Linked DNA regions of Homo sapiens: region 2 is linked to region 1. Evidence: chromatin contacts called from ENCODE Hi-C or POLR2A ChIA-PET data. All regions are on one chromosome and are shown on one strand. The core of a region is the stretch at or near the end of the contact, and the rest is flanking DNA. Distances in the headings are between cores, read along the strand shown.

Region 1 (6,793 bases), core at 2,856-5,355:
GACAACACCCACTCTATTATTTATATATATATATGTATATATATAATATATATACACACACACATATATATAATTTAAAATATCAATGTCATTTTAAACCAACAATTTACGAAGAATTGTATTGTGATTCAGAACTTGTAGATTGCTGAGGTTATTTTCACAATTATAAAATGAAGTTATTTTCTGAATTATAAAATCATAAAATGAAGTTATATTTCCTATGTATTGAAATATATGGTATATGTATACCTATGTGTACACATAAATGTATTGGTATATACACACACACACACACACACACAAATACTGCTCTGGTGAAAGTAAAGAAAATCTTAAAGGAAAGACAAGAAGTTTAATTAGAAAATCATTCATATTAATTAATTTTTGAACTAATTGTAATTTATTGAACAAAAGGTAAAGAACTTTTGCAAATTTTACCTCAGAAATTTTAACTAAATAAAATGATCTTCTCTTGTCACACATATACATATGAGAATTTTTATTTAATTGATAACCTCATTCTTATAATAATACCTTGACTCTGAAAAAAAAAAAAAACAACTTTAGAAAATAGAAAAAAGAAAGCTTTCAGAAGGCCTACCACTTTTTAAAGTGCTATTTACTAAGTCCTTCCTATGAAGTTAAGGTTAAAATCATTGATTTAACCTTTGGATTCACAGGATCACCATCACATTGAGACTTGCATGTGTCTTTGATTTCTACCAAAACTGAAGCACATAGTGTCCTGGAATAGCCCCTTACATTGGATGATGGAATATTTGTCATTTGTTTAAAACCCAAACCCTAATTATTTTCTTGTGATTCATGCAGGTTTTTCTGAAGACTTCATTGTATCACATATCCCAAATGGAAGATTATATGATTTTCCTGTATTTCATGAGAAAAGTGAAATTTGACTAGTTTTGTAGAAGAAATAAACATTTATGCATGGACCACTTTTTAAAAGAAGGATTTTACCATTTAGCTATATTACATATATTTAAAGAAGACAAAAGTATTTCTGAGTAAATGTTTCTTAAGGATAATTTCTATGTAACTGCTGAGATTTACAGAGTTCTCACATTTTCTTCCCCCATAAGGATTCTAAATCAAATTGGTTCAGAGGAAAAGCCAGCATACCCCATTTTTCTAATATTATCACTTCTCCAGATGGTCCTGAACACATCTATTCAATTCCTTTTTCCTAGAAAGTAAAGAGGTATCTTATTAGATATGTACACCCGCTACAAAGGCCACTTTCCTGTTTTTACTTCTTTTTAACATGTCAAGTCTCTTTCATCTCCTACCAGGCAAAAATGATAAGTAGAAAGTAAGCACAGTGATTGCCAGAAACTTCATCTTGGCAACCTGAGCAATGAGAGAGTTAATGGTGGATCTTTGAAAACAAGTGACCATGGGAAATTAAGGTTGGCAGGGATTTAACTCTTCATGAATCATGCTGGAATATTTTTAAGGGCAATGCAGTGGATGTTTTAACTGTGTTTGACATCTAATTAAGGAGAAACAAGAAGTAGCTTTAAAAAAATCTCTATTGTACTTTAGAAACAAAGTACTGGCAATTGGCTACCACATACTTGCTTTGGCCAAACAAACGTACATGTAGAGACAAAAAGGTAATGACAGATTAATAAAATAACAGAAAAAAATTTCCTCAGGCCATTCCTTTTATTCTTCTTCCTGTTGTTCATTTCACAGTTTATTTTACCAAATTATTAAGCTCTAGGTGTATCAATGGGATTGTTATGTAGCTGTAAAGCAGTTTTTTACTTAAAGGAAAGCAGAATAATTCTAATGGATGCCATCACTAAAACAAGGCTTATAAAGACAATATCAAATATATACACCTTGCTAATATATACTGCTTGCTTCATCAGATAGGTTTAAGGCATATGTGTACAACAAAGGATATTCAAATTAAATGTAATATTTTTAATGTACAGAAAGAACAAGTGCCTCCTCTATCATGGAGAGTAACCTATTATCATGGAAATAAAATTCTTGCAAAATAAAAAAGTTTAATTCCCTATTTTTATTTTATTTTAAAATGAATTTAGCACTTAGATATATTCAAGCCTAGCAGATTTTTAAAATATATATCATGATTTTAAACTTGTTAAACTAAAAGTATTACAAATAGCCAGTCACATCTTTGAGAACTAAAGTTGCATGTAAAACTTATAGGGAACATAAACTTGGATAAAGTGGACCATCAACTTAGACTTATTTGATGTCACCTTGTCAAGGAGTGAAAACAGAAAGCAAAACTGATAAAAACACAGACACCATAATATCATATACTATGGAAATAATTTAAAGACAGTTACTAAATTAATTAAATAACGCTACATGATTTTTTAAAACTTACATAAGTACAATTGCACTTCTGTTTGTTGATGTTTAAGTCTCTATTCCCAACTTGATACTCAGGAAAACATTACACCAAAAAGTAAATAGATATTCTAATTCAATGCATTTCATTTAACGAGCACTAAGTCCAAAGAAACACATTACTAGGTGTTTAATTTTCTAATTCAAAGTGTGAAAATTACATCTCTCTTCTGATTTGAGATCCTCATTCACACTAGGGCATTCAGAAAAAGATGTTCCCCATCATATGAGAATTAAAGAATATGTTTTGTGGCATAAGAGCAAGGTACAGTAGACAGACATCTCTACAAATACCTTCAATAATTTTTATTTTAACTTATAGGCTAAAAAATAAGCTTAATTAGAGCTTCTCACTGCTCCACCCCCAATTTTAGAAATCTGAGAATCATAAGAAATCAACACCTTAGGGAGTAAAACTACTTGAGTTAAAACAGTTTAATCTTCAACTCCATTTTAATAATACCTGAGTTATAGAAAGATTTACTGCCACTAAATGTATGTATATCATTTTGGGCTCTACTTTAGCATTACTTTACACATCATCTATCTATAAGACCTATCTAAGCAAATGTGGAACAAACATAAAAAATCCTCAATAAAAATAAGCACATACATTAAATTGTAACCAAATAAAGCACTAGTGATAAAGCTCTTTTTTCTCTCTTTAATTTATACTTTTCAAAAGAGAAGTTTACACAACTACCTATGCAAGCAGACAGTAATGTGTCTGCAGTTCTCACTGAAGTACATATAGAATTAAATAACATAATATTTCAAAGACTTTAGCTTTACACAATTAGCCAAATACAGTCTTTTGTACAATCATAAGGCACTGTGGAAAAACTAGTCTGTTCCATCCAGTTTATGTTCTCTTGGCAAACCATGATCTACTGCTTATGTTAAGCATCTGATTGTCAGATTTGAACAAACTGAATATTCATGATGACGATTAACCATTTCATGTCTAAAACTAAGAAAATGCAATTCATCATAGTAATTATAGGTAAGGCATGCACATCTACAAAGAGACCATTTTTGCATTTCTATTTTTAAGAAAATATTTTAATAGAATTAAAGTCGGAAAAATTAACAGGCATAAGATAGGATAATAAGATATACAGATCAGCGTGTACCAGGCATACAGCTCTTTTCAGCAAATGTGATTAAATGTTCTTTGTTTGCATTTAAGTTGTCATATATCAAACAGAAGACATGCTTTTTACAAAAAGCGTTTAAAGCATCTCAGAAAGATACACATAATCACGTCGGTTTACCAGGTTAAACTAAAGGTTTGATGATTTGGGGTTGGGAGGGAGTTCAAGGAATTAAGGGGGGGGGCGGTTATTACAAAGCTAACCAAATAAAAGAAAAATAAGATTTACCTTTGTAGGATAATTTCAGCCTTGGCACATTGTTCTTCCCATTCTGATAGTTTGCTCTTGCTGTAAGTAATACTCCCCAGAAAAGACAGACAATCCTAGTTAACCAGCCCATGCTGCAGACGCTGTAGGTCCCTTTGCTGCTTTAGTCTTCCTTCCTGTATTGTGCGGCCAGAGAAGTTCAAACAATCTGGAAACTGGAGGTAACAGGTGATTTAGGTCAGTTTCATTCATAAATGCAGACAATCAAGACCTCATGGCAACACTAACACCTCTTCTTCTGTAACAGTCACTGAAGCACAGAAACTTCAAACCCTCCAAAAAGAAAAAAAAAAAAAAAAATTCCGAGCCAGGCACCGGATAATGAGGCACAACTGTTGTGTGGAAAGAAAAAAAAAAAAAATTAACAAGGTCTGCTGCAGTGGTGCTTAAGAAGCAGTTCCTTTTATCTAAGCTCCTCTGATAGCCGGTGGCAGTCTCTAATCCTGCTCCCTGCTTCATTCGGCTCCGGGGAAGCAGAATGAAAGGGAAACAGAGAGAGAGAGAGAGAGAAAGAGAGAGAGAGAGAGAGAGAGAGAGAGAAACCGTGAGCAGCGCGGACTTTTCCTGTACGCATGTAGAGGGAGATGACACAAGATCCCACAGACAGGTTTCCCCAACACTCACTAGACTGGCTGACAATGGGAGAACAGGCGAGCTCAACCTACTCCCCTTCCCTCCTGTCACACAACACATGCAAAAAACATCTCGTAGAGATTAGAGCCGGGAGCAGAACCCTCAGGCGTGCCTGTGAAAGGCATGTAGCTATAAATTTACTTCCCAAGGCAAGCGTTGTTTTATAGCCATTTTTGGGTGCAATTTTGATTTTAAAAATCTGAATTCTGCTACCTACAAAATTTACAATTCATGCTCATTATACAATCCTGCTGAACTTGTGCATTGTATGTGTGCGTGTGTGTGTGTGTGTGTGTGTGTGTGTCTATATATCCTCATCAATACAACTTTAACCACTGAAGGTTTTAAAGCCTTGTTAGAGATCATTCCCTCCTCCCAACAAACCCCCTGGGCTCAACCACCCCCTTCCTCTGTCCCACTGCAATTTCAGGGAAGAAATTCCTACTAAAGCCCATTCCAACAATCAGTTCAAGACAAATATAGGTCCTTTGAGAATTATAAATTACAACGGGGGATTCTCAAAAGGATACTCAGAATTTAAAAACGTCTATGGTTTTCCAGCTTCTGGAATGCTCTGGCTAACATTTTCAATGCATCACATCTCATTAATTAAAGACACTTCCCTAGTTTTGGTTTAAAGGGCAGCGGAAGATGACAAAGTTCACAAAAGTCCCTGCTGAGTGTCAAGGAGTAACATGAAAAGAATATCTCTGTGTCTTCATGAGCTGCTGAAGGGTTACTAAATTTTCTGTGGGACGTATAGGCATGTATTCAGGCAGTCATATGAACACCATTAGTTCCTTCTGAAACAAGTAGTTGGCTGTGGCCTCTCAATTTTCTCTCTTATTTTTCATTCAGTTTTCCTCAAAGCTGATATTTTTACAAGAATCTTTAGGGGATGTATAAAAAAGTTAACAGGACAGAACTTTCTCTCCTTTATTCCCCAAATGATTCTGCCCTACCCCCTCCTACCACCACTCCCCACCCCCCACCTCCAGAACAGCACTTGGAATCCAGAGACTCAACTTCAATAGTAGGGAAACTTCTTGGCTGAAGGGAGAGAGTGAGTCTCACAATTAAAAACATAAACACCTACTGAAAGTGGCTTAGTATTCTTAAGAAAATGATCTAAGCATTGTCACTACAGCTTTCATTACTTAATGTCCACAGACCAATAGAGAAAGCACAGCGCTCGCTCGCTCTGCTTTCTCTCTCTCTCTCTCTCTCTCTCTCTCTGTCTCTCCCTCTCTGCCGTTGGATGTGTGGCTTGTGTGAATGTAGGTGGAGAAGGAGGAAGAGGAGGATTTAAAGAGGGGGAGAATGGGGAAAAGGGAGTAGGAATTCTCTCTCTACTTCACTAGATTGACTCATCAAACAGATCTTATTGTATTTGTCAGTTTCCTCAAGCCTATTGATCAGCCAGTATTGTTAAGAAAATAAAATCCAAAAATAATGTTGATTTTACTGATTCCCACACTTGTTATACTAGGCACTTTCACGCTCTAGGCAATGGATTAAGGCTACAAATGACAAGAGGCTTGTCTGTCTTCCATGGATTACTCTCTATAGACATTCATTCTGCAGAGGAATTCATGTCGCTTTGGGATTATTTCAAGGATTGGACTAATGAATTATCCTATTGAAATCTCACATATAATTAGTTTAAATGCTTTAAGTAGTTTTACCATTTTCATTAGTATATATTTTATATGTCTTAAAATATATTTATATTTTTACTCTTGTTTTCTAGAATAGAAGAGCAAGTTTTTGTCAAAACTAAACAGGATAATAAAATTTATAAGTGTATCCATTTCACCTGTGTAATGTCTAATCCTAAAACATTTTTATATGCTCCAAATAAAACAAAAGGCTGTAAGTAAATTTAGATAAAAGAGGGTCAAAAATGGCTCCATGGGGGAAGAAAAACATAAAATCTGGATTTTGAACCACAAAATCAGGACAAAGTTATTTCATTTCATAAAATGAATAATTTAAATTAATGTTGACACATGGAAGTTGGTAGCACAGACACCTCCATATACACACGATTTTTTATAAACTATGATATGATTATTTATATTTGATATTTTTCTTATCCTCCAAATTATTTATGATCTTCCTGTTTTTCCAGATGTTTAAAAGTTTCATAGGTTTGCATTTATATTTGCTTTTCTGCAGATTTTTTATTTAAGAAATGTAAAAATAGTATATTCTTCAGGCAAACTAACTGTCCTAGACTGATTAAATTATAAAATACTAGAAATGTCTGGCCACACACAGATAATTCAAATGTTAAATAAAAAATGAAAGAAGAAAGTAAATGCCTGAAA
Region 2 (6,835 bases), core at 3,265-5,764, 510 kb after region 1:
CAAGAACCCTACTATGTAGATTTTATCAATATGCTTGCTCTATTGTGTTGTTTCAGATTCCTTACGGACCTTTGAGCCCTCTTTGAGATATTCTGTTTTGTGAATTGCTGTATGTATTTGCTTGCAGGGGGATGAGGCTGGTATATTCTATTCCACTATCTTGGTGACATCAGAGTCAGACCCTTTTAAATAAATGGGCATTATACTCATCAGTTTGCTCAGAAAACATCCTGACTAAAAGGAGAATAGATTCTCATTAACCTAATTGCCATGAAAAGTAACAAAACTTAGAGTTTCTGAATTGTGTGGGAATCAGTGAGAATCTGATATTATTTAAAATGTTTTATTTTACAAAAACAGAGCTTCTGAATTGTTAATAAAAGTGTGATAAGGCAGACAAAATTATTTTTCATAGAACCAGAAAATAGAACACTAAATCAAAGTCAACATGGCTACAAGGAACTAACTATAATAAATTCCATTTATGAGTTAATTCATACTATGTAATTAATTCTTGTTCTGAATCATCTTGGTTCAATAGTTTGTTTTTATAAAAGCTGTCTGCTTCTAGATAAAAAGGAGCCTTGAAATTCTGACTCAGTCCACTGGCGTAATGTGAAAGTCATCTAAGTGTTGCAAGCTCAGAAACCTGTACCCACGGAGACCCACTGAAGCTTATACCTAAACACATACTTTTATAGTACCAAAGTTTAAATCACCTACTATAGTCCCTTCCCATGAGGATCTGACACTGTCATTTTTTTTTTTTTTTGTGAGAGACACAAACTGTTGTGTAGCATATATACAGAACTTTCAGGCAAGTATCAGAGTTAAATTAAAACCATCTGTAGATAACAAGAATTTAATGACTATACTAATTTATTACTGTTAATTTTAAAATATGGAATGCCTGATGAGCGATCATAATAAGAATAATGCAATCAACAAGAAAATTTGTTTTCTTCTGTGGCATGCACAACAAAGATACTAAAGCCATTCCAAAAAAAATTAGACAAAGTGTCTCTAAGAATAATGATCAAGTATATTTTCAAAGACCTCATTGAATTTTATATCTGATGTATTAAAATTGATGAGTATAACTTTGATGGAAAAACTATATATTGAGATATGAAATATTCTGAAACATAACTTTTAAATATATCAAGAGTATCAGAGAGAGACTCAGTAAGGCTAGAGTAGGCCTAGCTACCTGTATTTTTATAAAACTTCATGGGTAAGTCTGATGCACATCCCCAGTGACCTAGAAGGTGCAAAATTCAAATGGAAGAAGTTGAGTTGTGGTTAGTAAATATTTTGTATAACTGACATTTTGATTGATAACACTGTACTATTATTTCTAATATAATTTAACAAAGCACTGCCAGGACTCTAATAAATACAGGAAAACAACGGACTATCTTGGACTTAGTTTTGATCAGTGTGTTATCTGTGGATAAATACACATGATGGAGTGCATGGGCATTTAAATATCTCTAGAAAGTTCTCAAAAAACATACAATTTCAAAAGTATTCATAGTAACAATATTTTACCTATATACATTTGACCTAAAGCCAAAAATATTTATTAATAATATTTTACCTATGTAAACTTAACCTAAAGCAGGCTGACTGTCTTCATATTTGGGAACTCTTCCATGGAAACCCTTAAAATGATAATATATCAAACACCCTAATTATTTCAACTATGTCTCTTTCTATAATATGAAAGAATAAAATACTTTATGATTTTCCTGTTTTAAGCATGAAACATATATTTAAAATTTTATTTTACTTTTAAAAAATTTAGGATCCAATTTTGGAAGGCAAAATGAAGTTTTCAGAGTGTATTTAAACTCAATAAAGATAAAATATCAAGTGCCAGAAAAACAATGCTTGTTATGTATTTAAGTAAATGAAAATAAAATAGTTTAAAATAAACACATAAGTTATCAGGATTGTAAAGAAATTAGCTATTTTATAAATGAAGGAGGAATATTTGTTCTCTTAAAAAAAATGAATGTAATAAAATCAACAAAGACTGCATAAAATTGCCCTGGTAAACCACAGAACCTTTGCTATCTAGGGTTACATATGACATAAGGAAAAGCCTTTTATATTATAAGCAAACTCACTAATTACTAAACCAAAGGAAAAAAATCAAAATCAAGCAAATTTTTCTAAGATTTTAACCTATTTTATAGATTACTTTAAAACTCCTAATAAAAAGCTAAATAAAATTTACTAAATAAATCATTTAAAATAGATAATGTATTTATTATTTAATAGAAGAGACCTGGCCCTGACAAGCAGCATGCTGTTTCTTCTCCCAGAATTTATTTTTTACAATAATGTGAAAATTATATGTACCTCAGAGATGAAAGATTACATTCAAGAATTAAATATGGTCAGCTCTGAAAATTGTTGGATGAATGGGTAATTATTGCTATAATTAACAATGTGATTCAATAACATAACTATTTTGTATAGCTATAAATAGTTTTTATTTACTTATGTATTGATTTACTGAATAATAGATGGCTTTAAAAAGTCAATTCACTGAAGGAAAACAGATATAGTTTTACCTGTAAAGTTCCTATCTTCACAAAATCTGCCCAAGTTAAATCACAACTACTGAGCCATATCCTACATTCTTCAAATTGATGGGGCTGGGTGCAGAGGCTCATGCCTGCAATCCCAGCACTTTGGGAGTCTGAGGTGAAAGGATCACTTGAGGCCAGGAGTTGGAGACCAGCCTGGACAAGAAAGTGAGACTCAGTCTCTACAAAAAATAAGTAAAAAAGCCACTAATCATACCACTGTACTCCAGCCTGGGAAACAGAGCAACACTCTGTCTATTAAAAAAATAAACAAACAAACAAACAAAACTAAAATTAATGGCATAGGAACGACATGGAAGATTATATTACCTCATTTTCATTAGTCATTGTGTAACTTTTTTTTAGAATGTTCAAATTTATTCATTTATATTGACAGATAAAATTGTACTCATTTTGTAGAGCATAATGTTCTGAAGTATATATGCATTGTGGAATAGCTAAATCTAGCTAATTAACATATGCATTACCTTACATAATTATCATTTTGTGGTGAGGACACTTAGTATCCACTGTCTTATTATTTTTCAAGAATACAGTATATCATTGGGTACCTTCTTTGTAGTACAACATAATACTTTTCTGATTTTAAAATACCAAGAGGATGTTAGTTTGCAGTCCTTGTTTTCTTATTTCTTTCATTTTCTAAGGTGATTGAAGTAAAAGATAAAGGGATTATCTTCTAAACAGAATCAATTCACCCATTTATTTGGAAGATAGAATATAAAAATGCAATAACTGTTCAATCAGTGTAAGCCTTAAAAAAAAAACCTCAGAATTTTAAAAGACCTTGAGATTACTGGATTTATTGACTTTCAATTATACCTGGAGGATGAGCAAATAGACGATCATCAACCATTACTTTCCAATATGTTAATAAGCACAATTATTGATTTTTGAAACATGTTTTCATCACAGTGTAGAGGTGTAGAGCACCATACATTTTTCCAGCTTTGTTAAAGTATGACTGACAAGTCAAAATTGTAAATATTTAAGGTATACAATGTGATGTTTTGATATAAGTGTACATTGCGAAATGAATACCACAATCAAGCTAATTAACATATCCATCACCTCACATAGTTACTTTTTAATTTTTTAGCTGAGAACATTTTAGACCTACTCTCTCGGCAAATCCCCAAGTAAAAAATACACTACTATTAGCTATAGTCACCATGCTATACATTACATCTCCAGAATTTATTCATACTGCATAATTGAAACTTTATATGCTTTGACCAACATCATGCATTTTTGATTATATGATTCATAACTAAAACTGGATATTTTGGAAACTATGTCTTTCTTGAAACATGACTCTGAACAAAGCCTTAAATTGAAAGCAATTGTGTCTTTGATGTTTATGAATTCACACCTTTTTTATTCAATAATTTGTTCATCACTGTTTTTTAAATTTTGTATTTCATAAACAATAATTTTCATAGAGGGTCTGTGACTCAGGTTGTCTGAATCACAGTGCAGCTGTGTGAGGACAGAGACATAAGCACTATTGTCAGATTATATAGGAAACATATTGAACTCTAGTGTGATTATCCAAAAATTTAGACAGAAACCACTGAACAAGAAACACTTTGAATTTTGATTAAAATTTATATCCAGGAATGTTTATGATTTTGTGTCAGTCTATCTTTACAGTGTAAGGAAATATTAGAATTGTTTAATGAAATAAGAAATAAGAAAATGTAATTACCATAAACAAAAACATAAAGCAGACAGCACAGTGCCCGGCCAAAAGCGAGTGTTTAAGGATTGATAGAGGTATTATTGTTATCCCCTTCAATTAATGTCCTAAAAATGCCTGAGTAGTTGAATCCTATGTAGACCAAGGAAGAAGACGGGAAACGTATACCATGGCAACAGTTCTGTGTTGAATTTGGATGCCTCTTCACACTTGAAATGCTTGGTGGAAAGTATGACTCATGACACGCTAATTTGTATGGCTCATAAAGCAGATTATACCCCCCCAAAATAAAAACTTCCTTTTAACTAATATGTGATGAAATATGTTCAAGAAATTTGAAAAAAAAAAAGCCATATTAATTAAATCTAAAGGTAGGATTTTGTAATGTATGAACCAAAAAGTAAAAACTGTGAGGCAGAGAAATGTACCTTTCATTAATGTTTTAGTCAAGGTTCTTTAGAAAGACAGAAACAATAATATACATACATGTAGGGAGAGAAAAATAAATATATGAGAAGGAAATTCTTAAGGGAACTAGTTCACTTGATTACGGAGATTAAGTCTCGTAACACGTCATTTACAGCTGAGAACCAGGGAAGCCAGTAGCATGACTCAGACCAAGTCCTCAAGTCCTAGGGCATGGAGGCTGCTGGTCAAAGTCCCAGAGTCCAAAAGCCAAACAATCTGGAAATCTGATATCCGAGGGCAGAAGAAATGGGTCCCAGCTTCAAAAGAAACAGAGCAATAACTCACCCTTCATTTGCCCTTTTGTTCATCCAGACTTGATTGCTTAGTGCCTGCCCAGACTGAGGGTGGATCCTACTCAGCCAGGCTTAAGTGCCAGTTTCCTCCAGAAACACCCTCATAGACATACTTGGGGCAACCTAATTATTTTAATCAAATGCCAAGTCACCTGGGTTTCCTTTTCAACAGAGAGGCACAGGTTCAGTGCCTACTGAGGCATGGAGAATAATTAATGCAATTATTGAGAATAAATAATGCTTCACCAGCTACCTGCTTATCCCTTAATTCAGTCAAATTGACACCCAAAATTAACCATTACAATGAACAAATATTAATAATGGTTTACATGTCTAAGTATCTACCACTTAGTAACATTATGCTGTGCTAAGGTCTTCAAACATCCAAATGTAGGTAGATTTGAAAAAAACAAAAATTAATAATTATTTAATAGAATATAAATATACTGTAGACTAATAAAATGTAAATTTTTGACTCTTTATACAATTGTATAAAGTGCTTAATAGCAATTATGTGTTTTCATTCCTCCAAATTATAATGATTTTTATCCCCTCTTAGAGAAATATCAACATTTACCCTCAATCTTGTTGATATACTTTTCTATATTCCAAATGTTATTGCTGCAATATTATCATATATAACTTTAATGATTACTGAAGTGGATAATTAAGATAAAAAAATACAATTAATTTCCCATATGTGTGATAATTATTTATGGCTAAATATTGTTGGTTCATTTGAAATGTTATCAATCTAGGCAGAGGGAACTAAGGATTTCCTCTAATAGGTTCTACTAATTTCCACAAAATATTTTCACCACATTCAAAGCAATTCTGGAAGGAGGAAGCAGTCCTGTTCACTGATGATAAATAACTCAAGTAATTATCAAATGATTGTGTGGCAAGCCCAAACTATATTTTGCAAAGTATTTAGTTTCCTCTTTTATGCATATATTTATAGCTATAAATACTTTAAAGAGAGTTTATCCATATGTTTCTGATTCATTTACATTTAACTCATCAAAATGTTGTTTTAAAGAGCATACAAAATTAAGTAGATTTTTAAGTCTACATTTATTTTTGAGAACTCGGAAGACAGAGTTTGCTAGCTATAAATTAATTCAAGAAAATATAAATATTTTAGGCTTGGCATAAGACATTTTCTCTTCTTGGAATTTCCAATAATTAGATAAATTATTTTTCCTTTTGTTCTTGAAAGCTAACCCACTGAATTCTTTCAGAAGGCTGAAATTAGACTGCGCTTCATAAGAAATCTCAAACCTGGAAGGATTTAGGCTGATCCCAAAGTAGGTATAATTAAGAAATAAAGGTATTAATTTCCATGGTGGATTTAAGAGTATACTACCTTCATTATTATTATTTTTAGTTTTAAACCTCTTCTTTATTTACATAGAAAATAACAAGTACAATAAAAACACAGTTATGTGTTCTTAAGACTTGGCTAATTTGTAAATTTTCTTCTCCATGTTTTAATTCTTAGAAGGAGGTTAGCTCCTACTCTATTTGCTGTTACAATTTTATACAAGAATATATGGACCCCACTTAAGAACTTTATTATAAACTTTCTTTCTTATTGAAATGATAAATTTTGTGCTCTAAGTATATTGTAATTTTCTGAGGAACAAAATATGGAAATTAGATCTGAAATGCCTATGAAATTGGAATTATTAGAAAGAGAATTATCTACAAATAATTCAAATTTTTTCACTTGCCTTTCTTGGTAAATGAATATAAAA

What was found. Hi-C counts contacts between places; a loop is a spot of excess contacts on that map. ChIA-PET counts read pairs that join two places held with the same protein, here RNA polymerase II (POLR2A). Pooled maps may share reads with other maps.
Region 2: a map of PC-9 shows a loop between it and region 1 (2.8-fold over the local background). The contact joins the enhancer-like site here to the promoter of SEMA3A in region 1. A Hi-C loop is called at or near these places in 1 of 168 maps with a recorded cell type or tissue (PC-9) and 1 of 50 pooled maps. POLR2A ChIA-PET finds 5 or more read pairs at or near these places in 3 of 52 experiments (HEK293T, MCF 10A and WTC11).

Annotation. Positions count from the first base shown.
Region 1 is chr7:84,190,684-84,197,476 of GRCh38, forward strand. SEMA3A (semaphorin 3A) reads right to left here and starts at 4,106. Exons shown (of 17, transcript NM_006080.3): 1 at 3,792-4,106. The coding sequence starts at 3,903. RefSeq lists an enhancer at 4,220-5,027.
Region 2 is chr7:84,697,102-84,703,936 of GRCh38, forward strand. No RefSeq gene overlaps it. Among named protein-coding and RNA genes, the nearest start is that of LINC03017, 170 kb to the left of the region's middle. RefSeq lists enhancers at 191-360, 612-781. Within about 2 kb of position 4,515, at least 4 of the 41 ENCODE cell types and tissues checked have a DNase peak (open chromatin) inside an H3K27ac peak, as active enhancers do.